Regions from separate parts of the Mus musculus genome. Here region 2 is linked to region 1. Evidence: chromatin loops called from intact Hi-C (ENCODE). Cell type or tissue: heart. All regions are shown on one strand. Each heading gives the region's core, and the rest is flanking DNA. Links, peaks and the distances in the headings are about the cores only. Region 1 overlaps Myh14 (myosin, heavy polypeptide 14). Region 2 holds the start of Gm15517 (predicted gene 15517).

Evidence for each region. Peaks named below come from ENCODE experiments on the same cell type or tissue, not always from the same donor. Only the 100,000 strongest peaks of a DNase experiment are listed, where the experiment ranks them.
Region 2: it touches region 1 in a loop (2.9-fold over the local background); 4 of 42 quality-filtered maps call a loop at or near these places.

The regions. Positions count from the first base shown.
Region 1 is chr7:44,650,434-44,660,435 of GRCm38, forward strand. It overlaps Myh14 (myosin, heavy polypeptide 14), which reads right to left. Exons shown (of 42, transcript NM_001271540.1): 4 at 7,781-7,808; 5 at 7,502-7,604; 6 at 6,984-7,007; 7 at 5,159-5,251; 8 at 4,789-4,852; 9 at 3,523-3,621; 10 at 1,998-2,138. Among named protein-coding and RNA genes, the nearest start is that of 2310016G11Rik, 13 kb to the right of the region's middle. In heart, for the core only: CTCF peaks have their summits at 3,544 and 5,258 (motif pointing left); a DNase peak (open chromatin) is centred at 5,248; H3K27me3 peaks cover 3,464 bases.
Region 2 is chr7:44,258,055-44,268,056 of GRCm38, forward strand. It overlaps Gm15517 (predicted gene 15517), which reads left to right and starts at 3,387. Exons shown (of 3, transcript NM_001384596.1): 1 at 3,387-3,480; 2 at 3,558-3,617; 3 at 3,735-3,837. The coding sequence starts at 3,466. The coding sequence ends at 3,746. Gm18905 (predicted gene, 18905) reads right to left here. Exons shown (of 3, transcript NM_001361137.1): 3 at 9,563-10,002. The coding sequence ends at 9,570. It also overlaps a transcript of Acp4 not described here. In heart, for the core only: a CTCF peak has its summit at 4,849 (motif pointing left); a DNase peak (open chromatin) is centred at 4,907; H3K4me3 peaks cover 702 bases; H3K27me3 peaks cover 4,566 bases.

The DNA of each region.
Region 1 (10,002 bases), core at 651-8,650:
CTGGAGTCTTGGGATGAAGATGACCACACATGGTCCTCTCTGGAAGGTGTTAGTGTAGCTGAAGTTGTGGTGGCCCAAAAATCAGGCTGAAAGCACATTCAAACTCTGAAAATTGAGTACTGAACCCGGTACACACAGGCTCCCAATAGGAGGGTACCATGGGCCATCTGGTATCAAGAGGCTGGGCTGATGATCATGGCCAGGTTCTGTATTGCTAGTTGCCTGGTGGGAAAGACTAGCAGTCCGGGGAATTACAAAACCATAGTTAAGAAATCTAGCCATGGCTGTAGGTGTGGCCATGAGTGGGTACACTGAGGTACATTGAGGTGCTCAGCACTCTAGATTGAGCCCTGAAGGCAACATGAGCTCCCGAGGAGAATCAAATTGTGAGGTGGAGCCCAGCTGATGCACATACACCTAGAGGTCTCTGTCTGAGAGCCCAGTGCACCCAAAAAGGAAGATACCAAAACCTCTCAAAAGATGCTGTGGTCCAGCTGGGTAAAGGGGCCAGTGCTTGCCATCGTCATACTCTGGAGGCTGAGAAAGGAAAACTGCTATAAGCTTGGGGCTTTCCTTAGCTACACAGCCAGATCCTGGCCAGTCTGGGCTCCAGTATGAGACTCTTTCTAAAACAAACAAAATCATCACCATCACCATCATCATAATCGAAAGGATTGTAAATGTAGTTCAGTTGGTGGAGAACCTGACTAGCAATGCGTGAGGTTCTAGGTTCCATCCCCAACACCACATAAACCAGGCATGGTGCACACCTGTCACGCCAGCACTCAGGAGGTAGGAACGGAGGCAGGAGAATTAGGAATTCAAGTGATCCTTGGTGACATAGGGAGTTTATGGGCAGCAAGTGGCCCTGTCTCAGTTTCTGATCTACTTTGCTTTCTGCTGCTGTGGTGAGACCTTCTAACCAAAAGCACCTTAGCGGGAGAAAGGGTTTACTTGGCACACACTTCCAGGGCTCAGTTCATCACTGAGGTGAGGGCAGAAACTCAAACAGGAAAAGGAACAAAAACCATAGATAAATGCTGCTTAATGCTTTGCTCTCCAGCTCGAAACACCTACCTAGGAGTGGCACCACCCACAATGGACTGGGTCCTCCGACATTAATTATCAACAAGACGATCCCCTACAGACATGCACACAGGCCAATCTGACACACAAGACTTCAGCTGACATCCCTCTTCCTGGGTTGATAATAGAAACTGACCAGAACACGCCAGCCCTTGCCAACCTGACACACGTCACTGTTAAGCCATCACTTCCTGTCCTGTTTGTCCCCAAGAGCTCTTCTTACTATCGCAATATAAAATGTCAAATGAAGTTCAAAGAAGACCCAACTCACTCCTGAAGCGTCAAGTTCTCCAACACACACTTCCCCTGCCCCAGGGCCTTTGCACAGCCACCCCAGAATGCTCTTCCTACTGTCCTCACCCCAGGCCTCTATCCAAGCACCTTTTCTCCCAGGTACCCTCGTCTGGCCTCCTGTGTGGAGCTGTACTCCAACTCCAACCCCTCTGGTTCCCTGCACTGCACCCACCCCCACTCCCCATACTCTGACCAGGTTCCTATCACTTATGTGGCTGGTTGATCTCACGTCTGTAGTGTCCGTGAGGTGAGGAGGGGAGATCTGCCCACCTCCTCCCCAGAAGAGCTCCAGCCTTTTATATACAGCAGTATCAAGAAATACTTAGACAGTAGGCTGGGAGGTGGATCAGTTCAATTGAAGACGAAAAGATGGCTCAGTCAGTAATTGTGCTTATGTACACATACAAGATGGCCTGAGTTTAATCCTCAGAACCAACAAAGCATCTACAAGCCATCTCCTGACACACACACTCACTCACACTCTTACACGCACATACTTGCACTCACACTGCAACACATTCATGGGCACAGCTCACACACACTTGCACACTCACACTCAAACACTCACTCTCAAAGACAACCCCATTCCCAGGTAGGAGTGGCCCAGGCTCACTCACCAGTGATCTCTTCTGGGAGGAGGCCCAGCACACGCAGGGACTCCAGGGTCTCCTGGAATAACTCACGCTCCTGGCCCGGGGACGATGAGGGCCCATTGGTCAGGAAGCGATAATGGGAACAGGGCTCCAGAAGGAGGTCAGCTGTGGACAGAGGGAGTGCTAGGGTCAGCTGTGTCATGACAGTACCTGAGGTCTGTCACTGAGGGCTGGGCTGGGTGGGCCTGGAGCAGGCAGGCTGGAGAAGGTGCTGGAGAAGATGGCAGAGCCAGCACCTGGAGACACACATGCTGCCAGAAGCCACAGAGTTGGAACCAGGGTGTCAGGGGACCAACATAGGAGTCAGGAGGGACATAAAAAGCTGTGGACAGCCGGGCAGTGGTGGCTCATGCCTTTAATCCCAGCACTTGGGATGCAGAGGCAGGCGGATTTCTGGGTTTGAGGCCAGCCTGGTCTACAAAGTGAGTTCCAGGACAGCCAGGGCTATACAGAGGGCTATACCCTGTCTCAAAAAACCAAAATAATAATAATAATATTAATAATAAATAAATAAATAAAAGCTGTGGGCAGAAGGAAGAGGAATAAGGAGCTACAAAGTCAGACACGGTGGCTCGCTTGCTATTATTCTAGCACTTAGGAGCCTGAGGTAGTAGGGTGCTGGGAGTTCCAGACTAGTCTGGGCTACATAGCAAGGTCTTGTCTAAAAAAGAGAGGAGGGCTAGAGATATGGCTCAACAGTTGAGAACACTGACTGCTCTTCCAGAGGCCCTGAGTTCAATTCCAGCAACCACATGATGGCTCACAACCATCTGTAATGGGATCGGATGCCCTGTTCTGATGTGTCTGAAGACAACAATAGTACTCACATATATAAAATAAATAAATCTTAAAAAGAAAAAAAAATGAGGAGACAAGAGAGGGCACAACCTCTGGCATAGCCTCCGAGCCGGCAGGGACCGCAACAGAAGGCAGCTTGCAGGCGCAACAGCACACAGTAAGGTCAACTGGAAGCATGGAATTGCGAGAGGCCACAACAAGGCAGAGCCACCATAGGGCCAGGAGGAACAGGGGTGCAGGAACAGAGCAGATGCCGCAGGCAGGAGCGAAAGCCAGAAGGCAGCTGGAAGCAGAGGGTAGAAAGCAGAGCTTGGGCTGGAGAGATGGCTCAGCGGTTAAGAGCACTGACTGCTCTTCCGAAGGTCCTGAGTTCAAATCCCAGCAACCACATGGTGGCTCACAACCATCCGTAAGGAGATCTGACTCCCTCTTCTGGAGTGTCTGAGGACAGCTACAGTGAACTTACATATAATAAATAAATCTTTAAAAAAAATAAAAAAAGCAGGGCTTGGGACACGACAGGAGCCCAGAGCTGCGCAGCTCTGCTACTGCGCTCTTCCCACACATCATAGGGATGGCAGGACTGGGCACAACGACTCTGTTCTGGGGATGGCGAGGGTGTGGAGAGTGGGAGATCTTATGTTTCTCAACCACCCCAGGGCAAAGCAGGCTGGGAAAGAGTGACACTGACCTTTTAGCTGCTCCCCAGCGCCCCCTAGCAGCTGGTAGAAGATATGGAAGCTGCATTCATCCTTGGCCTGTCTGATGGCCCGGGACTTCTCCAACAGATCTGGTGGGGGAGGCAGGTCAAGGAGCCTGCTGCCGGAAGTCTAAGTATTTGGAATGCAGATCAGCCTAGGCTGCATAATGAATTCCAGACCAGCATCTCAAAGATAAATTAATTAATTAATTAATTTAATTAAATAAAAATAACGTGGAGCTGGAGGAATGGATCAGCAGTTAAGAGCAGGCTTGTGTGGGTGTGTTTGTTTGTTTGCTGTTGACGCTGCTTTACAGTTTTCTGAGACAGGGTTTCTCTGTGTATCTTTGGCTGTCCTGGAACTCACTGTGTATACCAGGCTGGTATTGAACTCAGAGATCTGCCTGCCTCTGCCTCCAAGTGTTGGGATCAAAGGCGTGTGCCACAGGCGGTTCTTAATCAGAGGACCAGGGTTCCATCCCCAGCATCCATGATATGACTCACAACCATGTGTAACTCTGTCCCAGGACATCAAATGCCCTTTTCTGGCCTCTGCCAGCACCAAGGATGTGGTACGCAGACCAAAGCACACGCAAAACAACAGAGTAAGGTACATTTAATTCAATGGGAGGTTGCAATAAGGCTCAGTGGGTAAAGGCACTTGCCACTAAATCTGAAGCTCTGAGTTCAGTTCCCAGGACCCGCAGGAGAGCCGTCTCCTCAGCCCTCAGCCTCTCATTCTGTTTGGTATTTTGAGAGAGGGTCTTGAGTGCCGGGATGACAGGTATGCCTCACTGTGTGGTGCTTCAGTGTGGTACCTACCATTCCAGGAGGAGATTGTAACCCAGCAAGCCCTGGGGTTGCCTCACCCTGATAACACTGAGCCCTGAAGCTCTGCCTAGATTTCCTAGGGGACTTTCCCCTGCACGTTCCCATGTTGTTGTTTAGACAGTTAAGCACACCCTCTATAATCCCACTAAGAAAAAATTCTGGACGCTCACCTGGCTTTCCCGGACCCATCCCCTCCTGTCTCTCCCTGGACTACTATGCCCCCACTCCACAAAGCACAGCCAAGAGTCTGACCACGGGCTGAACAGGACATCAGAAATGCATGAATTCGAAGGTCCAGACAGGCATGCCCTCACAAGGCTGCTCGGTTCCCAGCTGAGCATCACCACGGGGCATCTTTTCAGGGTGAAGGCTCAGGGTTGTCCTGCTTGGCTGCTACCCATGCCTCCCAGGTTCCTCAGAGGATACAGGTCTCGATGTTTGCTCCCACGATGTAGCCAGCAATATCAAAGTTGATGCGGATGAATTTGCCCTGTAGCAAAAATGGTGCAGGGCTTAAGTCGTGCCAGGGGTCTCCCCAAATCCAGACCTCCTCCTACCCCAAGCTCACACCAGCAATGAGTCCCAAGCAGGGACTCTGCAGGAAATCCGGGTCCAGACAACTTTGCTGAGACACCAGCAGTTAGGTTGTAGGACCTCCTCCCTTAGACTCGGGGTTCAGACCCCAGCCTCCTCTCTCAGACCCTAGGGGTCCAGACCCCTGTCTCTTCCTTTCTTCCCTACCCTCAAATCGGGCCCCAGCCTCCCAGACTGACAGATGCACAGCCCCCATACTCACAAATCGGGAAGAGTTGTCGTTCTTCACCGTCTTGGCATTGCCAAAGGCTTCTAGGATGGGGTTGGCTTGAAGAAGCTGACGCTCTAGCTCCCCCTGCAGGGCATGGGAGACGGTGCATTAGTGAGACAGGGAGAATCCCTCATGGGGTCAGGGCGTCGGGCTGGCCTTCTCTGGGTGGGGCCTTTTGTATCAGGGTGGAAGAGTCTTGCCTGCCATGTGTATAGTGAGGGGAACAGAGAAAATTCTTGGAGATTTACTGTTGAGTGCACATAAACCAACCAAACAAAGGGGAAAAATGTTGCAGAACCAGTCGTGTTCCCATTAATAAGAAACAAAGCAGGTTAGAAACTACAGCACAAACAACCTGGTTATTTCTACAAACATACACGATAGTAAGCATAGGGAGAGAGGTCTGGAAGGGTGCACATCAAACTGTCAGCCACGAAAACGTTGCTGCGGTTCACAGGTCCCCATACGTCACTTGTGGAAACGAGTTTAGAGAATAATATGTAATTCACTACCCATAGAAAATGCTTCAAACACTCTGGTGCACAGTGGGCATTCAATAACTGGTAGTTTTGTGCTGTGAGGGCAGTTCCTTATTCTAAGCTTACTTCTAGCTCCTCCAGTTTCAGAGCCAGGCACACAGTAGGTGCTCAATAAATGTGCTGCATGTGTTTTTCTCAGTCTACACCAGTTAGTGGCTTTGTCAAATGAACAACAACAACAAAAACCAAACAAACACAGCCCCACATGGTGGCTCACACCTGTAATCCCAGCATTTGGGAACATGAAGAAGGTAGGAAAGTTGATATAAATTCAAGACCAGCATGTGCTATAGAGCAAATTTGGGGCCAGCCTGAGCTATAAAATAAGATCCTATTCCAGAAAAAAAAAAAAGACAAACAAAAAAGATGATGTGCAAAGTAAGGCCAGGTTCTATGAAAGCTTGTTTCTCCAGCCCGCCTGGGAGGAGTGGCTTGGGTGTCTGGGTTACCACGTGATGGTATCTGTGGCCTCTCTCTGTACACATGGCAGGCAGTACAGACCCAGGCTGCATAGAGTAGGACTGGGGTGTGCACACAGTATGGCTTCTCTGCCAGTAAGGACCTAGTTGCATTGACACATTAGGGCTTCCATGAGCAATAGAGGGGGCATGGCTCTGTGCAGACAGTAGGACTGCACTAAAAGCAACATGGAGTCTGGACATGTGCACATAGTGGGGTCACATTGAGTGGTGGCAAAGACCCCTGCTTTGTGCACGTGAATACTTGGGAGAGGGGAGCAATTACAGGCACATAGTAGGACTGTAATAAGTGACAGCATGGGGTCTAGGCCCGTGAATACAGTAGAGCTGGTATAATGAGAGGGTGCTTGGCCACATGCATTGCATTAAATGCCAGTATGAGGCCTGAACATGAGCACAACAGCAGGCCTGGAACAAACAATGTGGGAGAGCCATCTTTGTAGACAGGGAGACCCAAGTAAATAGCAGTACAGGGCCCAGGGACATACACATGCCAAGGCTGCCAGGAAGGGCAGGGTACGTATGGTTGTCTGTACATAAGGGACTTTCTATGACTTGTTGAACACAGTGGGGCTGATGGCAACAGTAGACAACCTTGACTTCATGCACATAGTCTGTCTGAGCTAGAGGGCCATGTGGCCCTAGCAGGTGCAGAGCAGAACTGTCAGCAATGGCTTGGTGGGTGCCTGTGGGGCGGGTATGCCATTCTCGGACACTGTCTCCTGGATGGCTATGGGCTGGTGGCCCCAAGTGACACTGGGTGGCACTAGGGTGGCAAGAGGATTTCCTGCTACTCACATAAGACATGGTGCTGACGGAGGCCTGAGGACGTCACAGGACAGGACACACGAACCAGGACACGGCACATGGAACATGGACAGACATGCAGGTGAACTGGAGGCCTTAGGGTAGAGCTGGGGACAAGGGGCTAGGGAGCATGCGACAGGGAAACCTTGCAGATTTTGTGCCAGGCTTAAGTCTCACTGTACCACCTCCTTCTGCCCCCATCAGGACTCACCCACCATGACTGGGGCTTCCTGTAAGTATGAGTATTGTTGGTAACCACTCCCTGAGGGCTCAGAGGCTAGGGGTACCTCTACCGCCCCCCTAACCTGGACACAGGTCACCTAATATCAGGCCTCAAAATGAAGCATGCAGTGTGCACCAAAGCACCATTCTCAAATGAGCACACAGTAGGTGTCCAGGTAGCACGGGAAGACATAGGGCCCTGAACCAACTGTGAATGTGGAGTGCAGCCCAAAATAAAAGATGCTACTGGTGACATGTCTGGAGTGTCCTAAGGCCGTGTGGCTTACAGGGACACCAGGCTCCTTCCTGCCCTTTGGAGATGATGCCACATGGGCCAGGTACTGGATGACCTTCTTGGTGTTCTCCGTCTTCCCAGCGCCAGACTCTCCCCTGTGGAGGGAGGAAGGGGAGGTAGGGTGGGTGGGGGACCAGGCAGCCCCTGCCCCACACAGTTATGTAGAGCCATGCCCGCTGGCACTCTGCCAGTTTACCCAATTCCACACCCACTGGTACAGCGCCACATTCTATGGGAGCCTTTGTCCCTGGAGCCCTTGAGGACAACTCACGTGCAGAGAATGGATTGATCCTCACGATCTGTCGGGGACAGAGGGGAATGACATGTTACCTAGAGAATCTTGAAGTTTCCTGACCCTGTTGCATCTCACAACCTTTCCAGAACCATAAAGAAATATCAGCATTGTCTTGTACAACCCTCCTGTGTTCAAATACCCTCCCCACTAAACCTCCCTGAGTGACCTTACAGACGCAGCTGTCCCTCTCTGAACCTTTTATTTCCTCATCAGTAGAGACAAAGAACCCAAATTACACAGATGCCATTCATCTACCAACTTCAATTTGAGCCCCTACTGTGCACCACCTCAGGCATCACAGGCTCAAGAATTAGAAAGTGAGCTGTGAGCTGGACAGTGGTGGTGCACACCTTTAATCCCAGCACCCGGGAGGCAGAGGCAGGTGGATTTCTGAGTTCGAGGCCAGCCTGGTCTACAGAGCGAGTTCTAGGACAGGCAGGGCTACACAGAGAAACCCTGTCTTTGAAAAAAAAAGTGGAAAGTGAGATCTAGGACCCTAGAAGCCTAGCTTAGACTACTCTGCAGCAACTCTGGGCATAGTGCCACCATCTCACTATATACTCTGACCACCTACTAAGTGCTAGGTCCTATTATCAGCATAGAAAAGAACACTGAATCAGAGCTAAGGCGGTGACTAGAAGATGAGGAGCCTCCAGTGCTTCTCAAAGGAAGCGTCATTTAGGGCGCAGATCTGGAAATCCTTCAGCCACACAAGAGTTGGCTTCGGTGTGGTTCCAGAGTAAGCGTCCATGTTTGTGTGTCACATGGACCTTATTAGTGAATCTTATACACAATCTATATTTTCATGGGTGAAGACTCTGTGGACAGGTGAGGGTGAGGGTGCAGGTTCTATGCACAGATGTCAGGTTATAGACAGCACAAGGGCATCCACCTAACTTGCCATGATGTACCCTGTGACACGTGTCAGGTCTGAACCAGCCCTGTGAGCCAGTCTCCTCTCGTGTGACTCTGACCCAGTCTCTGAGTTGCTTTGTACCTCCATTTACCTATCTAAAAAATGGGTTCAGCACAGCTCCTTGTCTAACAAGGCTGTAGTCAGAGTCTGGGAATGTTTAAAACACATTCAATATGAGCTAGAGAGATGGCTCAGTAGTTAAGAACACTGGCTGCTATTGCAGAGGACACAGGTTCAATTCCCAGCACCCATACAATAGCTCACAACTTTAGTTCCAGGGGGGTCCAATGTCCTCTTCTGGCCTTAGCAGGCATCAGGCATATAACTGATGCATAGACACACATGCAGGAAAAACGCCCGTTTCCAAAAAGATGAAATATATAACTCGTTAAAAAAAAAAAAAGCAAGGTTGAGATGGCTCAGTGGGTAAAGGCAGCTGCTGCCAAGCTCGATGGTCCACGACCTAGATGATGCTGACATGGTACACAAAACCCCCCACAGCCCCTCGTCTAGCATGTACAAAACCCTAGACTCCGTTCTCAGAACCACATGGACCAGGTATTGTCCACAGCTATCATCCCAACTCTCAGGAGATCAAGGCAGGAGAATCTGGGGTTCAAAGTCATCCTCAAATACATAGGAGTTAGGGGCCAGCCTGGGCTACATGAGGCCATCTCAAAAAATACTAACGTCCAACACAGTACTCAACACAGAGTGAATACGGGAAGCAGTATCCAGGACCCTGGGTTCAAGTCCTACCTCAGCACCTACCCTTCACTGTGGCCATGGACAGTAACTGTCCTGCCTCAGTTTCCCCATCTGGAAATGAGTGCTAATGAAAGAAACTACACCACAGGACTATGACAAGGTTAAATAATGTAACCAAGACTGCTATCCTAGAGACTTCTATACCTTGACAGAAACGGACTGACCCTGACTGACCCAGTGGACACTCAGTGGCATCACCGGTGGACCTACAGACAATGCCTCACGATGACAGCTGAAGAGAGACTTCTGGAGACTGAGCCTCAGGGGACTGATCACAAGACAGAGCACATTCAGGGGCCTTCACACCAAAGGCAAGGCGGCTTGCCTTGGACTAATCAGAAATTAGCAACAGAAAGATAGGGCGAGGGGTCTGGGAGATACTAAGCTAATCAAGTGCTACCAATCCTGAGGACCTGAGTTCAAGCCCCAGCACCCACATAAAAGGCTGAGCCTGGTGAGGCACACCTGTAATCCCCCTGCTGTGGAGGCAGAGACAGGTGGATTGCAGGGGCTC
Region 2 (10,002 bases), core at 574-8,573, 390 kb before region 1:
TGGGGAGATGAACTCAGTCCCCAGCTTGCTTGTGGGGCAAACATGCCAATGAACCACCTCCCTAGCCCCAAGCTGAACATCCTAAGACAATTGTCATTGCTCATGGGCTTCATGGGTCGAGTTGGGAGGGCTTAGCTCAGGAGGGAATCTAGCTGTTTAGTTTGGAGTTTTTGTTTGTTTGTTTGAAGTGGTGGTTTGAGACAAGATCTCACTATGTAGCCCTAGCTGTCCTAGAACTCACTATGTAGACCAGGCTGTCCTCAAATCCACAGAGTGAATTCGCAGCCTCGCAAGTGCTGGGATTCAAGGTGTGCTTACTATATCCAGCCGTGATTTTATTTTTATTTTGTGTTTCTATGTATGTGCATGAAGTGTCCGTGGAGACCAGAAAAGGGCACTGGATCCTCTGGAACTGGTGTTATAGATGGTGGTAAGCTACTGTGTGAGTTCTGGAAACAGCCCGAGGCCCTCAGCAAAGGCAACCCAAAGCAGCTGGGTCTTGTTTAATACTACTAGCATTTACACACATGCTGAACAAGTGCTGTATATTACATCTTTAGCTACAACACCCGTTTCCCTTCTTAAATGTTGTAGACAGAATTGAACTACATTGCCCAGGCTAGCCTTGAACTCACTGCAGCCTGGGCTGGCTAGAACTCCCAACACTCCAACTTCAGCTTCCCAAATGCTCAGATAGCAGCCGAGTATCACCATGGCTGCAAAGATTCTGTTAAATCCAACCAGGCCTGCCTTTAATCCTAGCACTCAGGAGACAGAGACTAGGTGGATCTCTGAGCTCAGGGCCAGCTTAGTGTATGGACAGCCAGGGTTACATAGTGTAAGACCCTGTCTCAAAAAAAAAAAAAAATCTGTTAATCCCAAAGAACAAAATGGAGTGGGGAGCAAATTCTGCCCCCCTCAAGATGGTGGCATACTCTGTCTCCTGGGATCCTCACTCCCTGCTGCTGTAACGATTGACTAAGCAGTGGCAGAGGACCCATGACCCCCAAGCTGCCCTTGAGGTCCCAGGTCCACAGTTTGTGTGACTGGCTGGAAACCCAGATGTCCTCACGTCACACTTGCAGTACCAGCTATAAAGTAGAACCCCATTCCCTGGCCCTCCCTCCTCTTGGAGATGTGTTCCACGACTCCAGTTTCAAGGCCAGCTGTGCCACCTTCCCTCAGCTGTCACAATCACCATTCGGTGACATAATCTTGTGTCCCTGCCTCTCTCTATGAATATATGTGTGTTCTATTTTATTTATGTATGTATGTATTTATATGAGTATACTGTAGCTGTCTTCAGACACACCCAGAAGAGCTCATCAGATCCCATCACAGATGGTTGTGAGCCACTGTACTGAGAACTGAACTCAGGACCTCTAGAAGAGCAGTCAGTGCTCTCACCTGCTGAGCCATCTCTCCAGCCCCGTATGTTTATTCTTTTTCTTCATGAAAAAATGTATTACACTTGTGACATGGGGGCACCCAGATGCCACAGTGCACATGCAGAGGTCACAGGAGAACTTGTCAGTTCTGTGAGTTTGGAGACATAAACTCTGGTTATTAGGCTTGTCAACAGACTCCCCACTGAACTCTCTCAACAGCCCTTCATCTTTATTCTCTTTATTAGTTTATTCACTTAGTGTCTTATTGTCTCAGGCTGAACTCTCTATGCACCTTCTAGCTGAAGATGACTTCAATCCAGAAAGAACAGCAGTGTTGCTAACCCAAGAAATTACTCCATGTCCAGCATGGTGAAGCAGTTAGTTTATTGGGGTCACTCACGGGATTGTGACTCAAAAGCAGCTGCTGCACTGGAAAGTTCTAGACAGATGCTGCAAGGAAGACAGATGTGTTACCGGGGTCCTCTGTGCACCTCAAAGGCAGTTCCACTTAAGAATTTTCTCTTGGGGGCCTGAGAGATGGCTCAGAGGTTAAGAGCACCAGCTGCTCTTCCAGAGGTCCTGAGTTCAATTCCCAGCAACCACATGGTGACTTGCAAGCATCTAGAGAGATAACCATGCAATCCGGTGCCCTCTTCTGTCCTGCAAGCATGCGTGCAGACAGAATGCTGTATACATACTCAACTAATCTTTTTTTTTTTTTAAGGAGTCTTCTCTCCAGCAACCACCTACGTCTTCTATAATGGGTGAACCTGGAAAGATGTCTTGAGTTTTGTGAGCCTCTTGAGCCATCTTCCCCCCTGGACTGCAGAAACACCTGCACCACAAACAGAAGTGCTCCTCTGTGTAGAGGTCAGAGGTCAAAGCCAAAGGTCTTGTTTGATTGCTTTTCACCTATTGTGATCATTCTCACTGAACCTGGAGTTCACTGATTTGGCCAGCAAGCCCCAGGGATTCTCCTGTCTCTACCTCTAGTGCCGAGGTGGCTGGCACAAGCACCATGCCTGGCTTTTTATAGGCGAGCTAGGGAATCAAACTCAGGTCCTCACACTTAAGTACTTACCCACTGAGTCACCCCTGAGCTCCTTTGCTGGGGTGGGGGTGGGGGATTACTTAAAAAATGGTGAAGACATCTTTGTGAGTCACCGAAGGTCATTCCACTGGCAGGCGTCAGAGCTGGGATTAAGCCCACACTGGCATCACCCTAAGTGGCTTCTCACCATGTGTGTCCCCCTCTCAGTGTCCAGCCTGAGGTATCACTGCAAAGAGTGGGGCCCCTCCAGTGGTGCATTCCCTCTATGCACAGCTGGTAGCCATCAGTGGGAGGTGGAGGCAGTTACACGCACACGCGTGCATGCACACACACACACACACACACACACACGTATCTCCCCTCTCCTCTGTACCTCTAATAACCTGGAAAGTCATTTTAAAGGTATAAAGAGGAGTCAGGAACCTACAAAGAACACTGAGTGGTCACAGTCAAAGTGCCTTGCTGCTGTCTCTGTGGTCCAGAGCTCAGAAGCTGTCACCTACCAGCACCAGGCTTCACACCACGATGAACATTCTGCCACCTTCACAAGCTGGGGGACCAAATTCTAGGCTAAGTCCTGACTGTTAGTTCCCACCCTTGCATCTGGCAGACACGAGGATGCCATTTTGCCTGTACCACTGGACCCCGTCTTTATACCTCAGTCATTCTCCTGCCTCAACATACCAGAGCCAATCTGTTCCTTCCCTGCTCACAACTCTCCCATGGCTCCCCAGCACACTCTAGGGAAGAAAAGAGAACCCAGTGTGGAGATCCAGGTCCGTACTCTCCAATCTCATAGGTCTTCATGCTGGATTTAGGTACCATGAGTGAATTACACACCCACATCCCCTTCCCCACCAATCCCCAGTGTGAATGTCTCTTCTACCCAAAATGCCCTTCCCTGGTCTCCATGGTCACCATTCTGGTCTCCCCGACAACCCCCTCCCATTCTCGGAGCCTCTTTCCTGTCTGACTCCGAGGTCTGGGTGAGGGAGGCCAAGTGCTGTGCGGCTAGGACCCATGGCTATGAACTTGCAGGAAGTGAGGACAGGTGAAGGGGCTGGGGCAGAGGTGGGGGGAGGGAGGGGAGGGAGCTGACTCCTGACCTCCTCCCCCAGAATGTGACCTTGGCCATGGCCGTGTTCACCATCCTAGCCTCCATCTACTTCTTCAACAAGGTGAGGGGGAGGCGGGATGAGAGGGCTCTGTCTCTCCTGTCTCTCTTCATTTGGCCCTGGAGCTTTTACTATCCTGAGCTGCCACGTGTCTACATTGTACTTCTATCTCTGCTCTAGGCTCAGCAGTAAGAAGGCATGACGCCCCACTCCACCAGCTTGGCCCCCGCCTGCTCTGCCATTGCGCTGGCCTCTGAGATCCAATAAATGTAACAGCACCAGACCAAGGCTCCCTGCTCCCTAAGCCCTGCTCCCCACAACCATGGATCTCAGCAGGAAGATGAAAAGGAGAGACCTGGTCCCTAGATCTCAGGGAGGAGGCTAGGGACCTGTCCCTCCAAGTCTATGGGAGGAGGCTGGGCCCTGGACCTCTGAATCTGAGGGAGGAAGCTGGGTCCTGGACCTCTGGGTCTGAGAAAGGAGACTGGGTCCTGGATCTCAAAATCTGTGGGAAGAGGCTGGGCCCTGGACCTCCAAGTCTGTGGAAGGAGGCTGGGCCTTGGATCTCTTGCATCTGTGGGAGGAGGTTGGGCTTAGAGTCCTATGTCTGTGGGAGGAGTGCTGGAGCTTGGACCCCTAGGTCTGAGGGAGAAGTGGGTTTTGAAGAATGCGTAGGAATCTTTAGGTCACATGAGTATTTAAGGGGCATTTCAGCTGTGAGTGCCAGGGCACAGAAAAGAACTTCCAGGGCCCAATTCTCCATCTGGCACTAAACAGCTTGCTCAGGACTTCAGACCTGTCTCTCTGAGCACTCCTACCCAGCAAAGGTGAAAATCTGTTTAAAGAAAGGCCACACTAAGGATTGCCAGAGATCAAAGGTGTGGGCAGATGTTGCGACTGTGTGTAAAGAGTCTGGATATAATTCCTTCCCTGGTTATCTTAAAAAATGATAATATTTCTTCCTTTTATTTTTTTCTTGTCTTAGCAAACTCCTATTCAACTGTGATCACCTGCCATCAAATCCCTTTCCAATAGAAGTGTCCAGAACCCCAAAATAGAGGAGATCTGTTAGCACACGCCAACCTTCCTGCCTCCTCCAACCTCCCCAAAGTGAAAAAAGAAAAATCATTTGTATGCTCTGGGTCTTCGGGAAAAGGACTAGAAATTTCCAATCACGAACAGATTTGTAAATCCGTTTAGTTCAGATCCGCGCAATTTTAGTGGGTTACAAGCAAACTGAGACCAAGACGAACTAGCGGTCGCGCCCTCTGTTGATCAGAGCCAGTAACAGCACCCTTTGTCCTCAAATGCAAGGACTCCTTGTACGCAAAACCAGAAATGGCCGCATGGTGGCGGTGTCAGACTATTTTCCTAGATTTTAATTGGCAGGAGACTGAGACTCCTGCCTGAGCTCTCAACCAGGTATTTCCCAAGCATCCACCTCCTCCTGTAAATAGAGTGGCCTCTCCCTCCCTGCACCTCCCTACCCACATGGCTCACACCAGGCCCTTCTGCTATACCCTTAGCCCCGTAACTCAAAAAAACGGCTGAGCAGCCGCACCCTAACGGCTTTTCACCTGCTGTGCCACACACTCCGAGCGGGCTGAGGAGCCCTTTGCAACCCCTAGTCTGCGAGTCCTCCATTGAAAGCTTCCGGAGCAAACCTTCCTGCCTCACCCCGTCTCTTCACTCTCCAGGTGGGCTTGGCTGTCAGCGGTTTTTCAACCGCGGAACCAAGTCAACCTTTGCGCCCTCCACATCCCTCCTTCCCCCAGGGCTTGACCATTTATGTGGTTTCTGAGTCCTCAGGGAGCTATCAACTTGGCATTTTCTCAACCGCAGTCCAGCGGAGATGGATGTGTCTCGGGCCGGCGCTGTGGAGAGCCACTGAGGGCTTTGTCAATTCCCACCACTGGGCTTGGGGTGGGACGGAGCATCGATTCTGCTCTGAACGTTCCCCAGGGTGCTATGAATGGGCAGCTGGGGTTCTGAGGCGGCTCCTTTTTGTGAGGAAGCTGAGCGCTTCGAATGGGTAGCTCTGCTGCCCGGGAAATTCTTTCACAGACCTTCACTCAGACAAAGATGGGATTTTTTTTTTATTATTATTATCACTATGCTTATTTTTAAAAGTAAATACTTGTTTTTGTTTTTCGAGGCAGTGTTTCCCTGTGTAGCCCTGGCTGTTCTGGAACTCACTCTGTAGACCAGGCTGGCCTCGAACTCAGAAATCCACCTGCCTCTGCCTCCCAAGTGCTGGGATTAAAGGCATGCGCCACCACTACCCGGCTAGTAAATACCTGTTATATGCCAGGATTATAGTATGTGCTTTAAAGATTATAATTTAGTTAATCGACTTATTTCTGAGTCAGGTTAGCTGGAACTCACTATATAAGACCAGATTGGCCTTGAAGTCGCAGACATCTGCCTGTCCTAGAATAAAAGGGTGAACCACCACCCCTTGATCTTATTTTACTTTTAAATTGCGTATGTGTGCGTGTGTGTGTGTGTGTGTGTGTGTGTGTGTGTGTGTGTGTGTGTGTTCATGGAACCCAGAAGAGGGTTTAGATTCCCTGGAGCTAGAGAGTCCTAGGCAGCTGCAAACCACCAGACATGGGCACTCGGAAACTCGAAACTCAGGTCCTCTGCAAAGGCAGTGAGGACTCCTAAGCACCCAGCCAGTGTGAAGCAGAGTTAGAATTAAGAAACAGTTTTAGGGCTGGAAAGACGGCTAGTGGTTAAGGGCTGGCTGCTTTTCCAAAGGACCGGGTTGGATCCCCAGCAACACACCACAGCTCAAAACCTTCTGTTTCAGGGGTTCTGGTGCCTCCGTGGGCACTGCACCCCTGCGGCGCACAGGCACAGAAAAAAAAATTTAAGTAAGTAGATCTCAAAAAATTATTTTGGGTGATGAGGATGTGGCTCAGGAGTTAAAAGTACTTGCTGGGTAAAATGAGGCCCCGATCTGACATTCCAAAACCCACAGGAAGCCAGGCTCAGAAGCATAAGGCTGTGATCCTAGCACCTCTGTGCCAAGATGGAAGGCACACATAGGAGACCCCTTGGAAACTCAAAGGACAGCTACTCTGCTACACACACAGTGGCAAGCAAAACAAAGACCCCTGAGTTACTATCCCATTGCTACGACAAGTCACCACGACCAAGGCCTCTCATAGGATGAAAGATTTAATTGGGGGCTTGCTTACAGCTTCTTAGGATTAGTCCGTGTTCATCATTGTGGGGAGTGAGGTGACGCACAAGCAGACAAGATGCTGGAGAAATAGTTGAGAGCTTAGATGCTCAAGCATGGAGACGTTGGGCCTGGTGTGGGCCTTTGAAACCTCAAAGCCCACTCCAAGTGACACATCTCCAACAAGGCCATGCCACCTACTCCTTCTCATCCTCAAATAATGACACTCCCTGGTGACTTAGCATTTAAATAAATGAGCCTATGGAGGCCATTCTTCAAACCACCACAACACCCTGTCTCAAGGTAGATGGCGTGTGCACTGGATGGTTTTGTGTGTCAACTGGACACAGCTGGAGTTATCACAGAGAAAGGAGCTTCAGTTGAGGAAATGCCTCCATGAGATCCAACTGTAAGGCATTTTCTCAATTAGTGATCAAGTGGGTAGGGCCCATTGTGGATGGGACCATCCCTGGACTGGTAGTCTTGGGTTCTATAAGAGAGCAGGCTGAGCAAGCCAGGGGAAGCAAGCCAGTAAGGAACATCCCTCCATGGCCTCTGCATCAGCTCCTGCTTCCCTGACCTGCTTGAGTTCCAGTCCTGACTTCCTTTGGTGATGAACAACAACATGTAAGCTGAATAAACCCTTTCCTCCCCAATTTGCTTCTTGGTCATGATGTTTTGTGCAGGAATAGAAACCCTGACTAAGAGAGTGGGGATCAACATCCTCAGATTGCCCTCTGACATCACACACAGGTTACGTCACATGCAGATCTGCAGTCTCACCAACTCACACCCATCAAGGAAAGGTACCAAAAAAAAATTTTTTTAAATAGATTTTCAACTGGGGGGGGGGGGCGCACATGAGTGCTTTGCCCATAGAGCAAGAAGAGGGCATCAGACCTCCCTGGAGCTAAGTTGCATGTTAGCTGCCACCTGGGTGCTAGTCGCTGAACTCATATGGAAGAACAGCCAGGACTCTTAACTTCTGAGCCATCTCTCCAGTCCCAAGAAAGGATTCTGACATAGAGAAAGGCTCAGGGGAGGGTTGTACTCTCCAGGGCACCTGGGTGCCAGGGTGCGGGTTTCACAAGACAGCACCGTTCCCACCCTCAAGTGAGCTTGGCTCACTTTGATTTTTTTTAAATTAGGTTTCTGACTTTATTCAGTGGAACTTATTTTTCCTTTTTCTTGGTAAACCAGCACAAGGTATTTTCCAGGGTTCATCAGGAAAGAGTCCAGTTCTCAGGTTGAAGCCGGAGTCCGCAGCGGAGCCGGGGACGCTTCGTCTTGCACACACAGGCTATACTTTCCTTTATGAGATCCCCAGAAACAGAAAATTGTTTTCTAAGTTCCTTAAAGTTTGCAGTTTAGAGCTTTGAGAGGAGCGTGATCATAAATGCCTCTGACTTCTACAAGGCTCGGTGTAGAAGGCTTTTTTTTTTTTTTGGAAACCAGAACAAAAAGTTTTTTGTTTTTGTTTTGTTTTGTTTTGTTGTTGTTTTTGTTTGATGGGAGGACGCTAACACAGGGGTGCTACAGCACATGTGGAGGTCAAAGGATACAAACTTGCAGGAGTCAGTTTTCTCCTTCCCCCTTGTGGTCCTGGGTATGGAATGCAGGTTTTCAGGCTTGGTGGTGAGTGTCTAACCACTGAACTATCAGGCTGGCCCACAGATCCTGTTTGTACTGCAACTCTTAACTTTCCTTTTTTTAAAAAAAAATATTTATTATATGTAAGTACACTGTAACTGTCTTCAGGCGCTCCAGACGAGGGCATCCAATCTCATTACAGATGGTTGTGAGCCACCATGTGGTTGCTGGGATTTGAACTCAGGACCTTCAGAAGAGCAGTTAGTGCTCTTAACCTCGGAGCCATCTCTCCAGCCCAACTCTTAACTTTCAACTGGTGACTCAGCCAGACACTGTGACAAAGGTTCCTTTCCCCTTCCATGCACATCCACTTTATTCCCTCTTTCTATCCTGCTTCATGTGACTGTCACAGGCTCAGGGCTGCCAGGTGTGGTGATAATGGTACAGGCTGGTCACACTACTGGAAGGGGCCCTGAGGCAGAAGGATCACCGTGTGTTTGAGGCTAGCCTGGGCTACAGAATGAGCCCTTGTCTAAAAAAGGGGCTGGGGGGAGGAGTCTCCACTCAGAGACGGTGGAGTTCACCTTTGGAATGGAGAGGGGCCATGAGAGGAGAGCACATTTTAGAATTCCCCAGTGAGGGGCTGGGATGTGGCTCCATGGTAAGACTCTTCCCTGATATGCTCAAAGCCTTGGGTCCCAGCCCCAAAGGGGAGGTGTAATTAGAAGGCACTTGGGAATTTCAAAATACCAGAAAGTAGTTGACACAGAGCCAGAAATCAGTCCCCCAGATTACCAAATCTGGCAGATGTCTCTCTGAACTACCTAGTGGGGCAAGCATCCAGGTTTATGAATATCTCCTGGGACTGACCATCCAGCATCAGGGCTCAGAAACTGCTCAGCCCTGGGCCAGCAGGGTGGCTGGTGACAGGAACTCTCTACCCCTGCTCCCTGTCACCTGCTCTGTCATCTCCCGGTCTACCTGCCCCTCTCTCCCCATTCTTCCATCACTCCAGTTCTATTTACATACCTCAATGGAGCCTCCTGGTTTCTGTCTCCACCCTGTAATTCTGCTGTCTGTCACCCCCTGTTCCCTGTCAGGACCTCTGTCTGCCACATTCTGTGTGACTCCAAACCCATGGGACCAGATGCTCTATCTGGGTGCTCTATACACCCACTCCCTTCCCTACCTCCCCTCCCCCCGCTGTGCCCCCCCCCCCGTGTCTCTGTGCCTCTTTTCTAAACCTCTCTCTCCTTCCCCACCTCACTTCCCATCACCTGTGCCTTCATTTCAGCCCACCCCACATTTTCTGAAGACAGGAACCCCACACCCAACACTGTGCCCTGCTCCCTCAGGCTGCTGCAGAGCCTCTCAGCCTCCATCCCCAGTGCCTGGGGTTCTTCTGCCTCCTCCTCTCCTCCCCTTCCAGGGAACCACAAGTCCTGGCCCAGCCTTCTCCGGTTTTCCACATCCCCACACACATACAGCAGTGGATGGAAGAAGCTAGTTGAGCCCAGCAGAGTGAGCCCCAGTGGTCTCAGCAGTACCCACACTTCCTCCAGCTGTAGTCTGGACCCCCACATACCCAGGAACCTCAGCAGCAGCACAAGGTGGAAGGGAAACCAACAGACGAACAGCATGACTGTAGTGGCTCCTGGCAGGCCCAGCAGC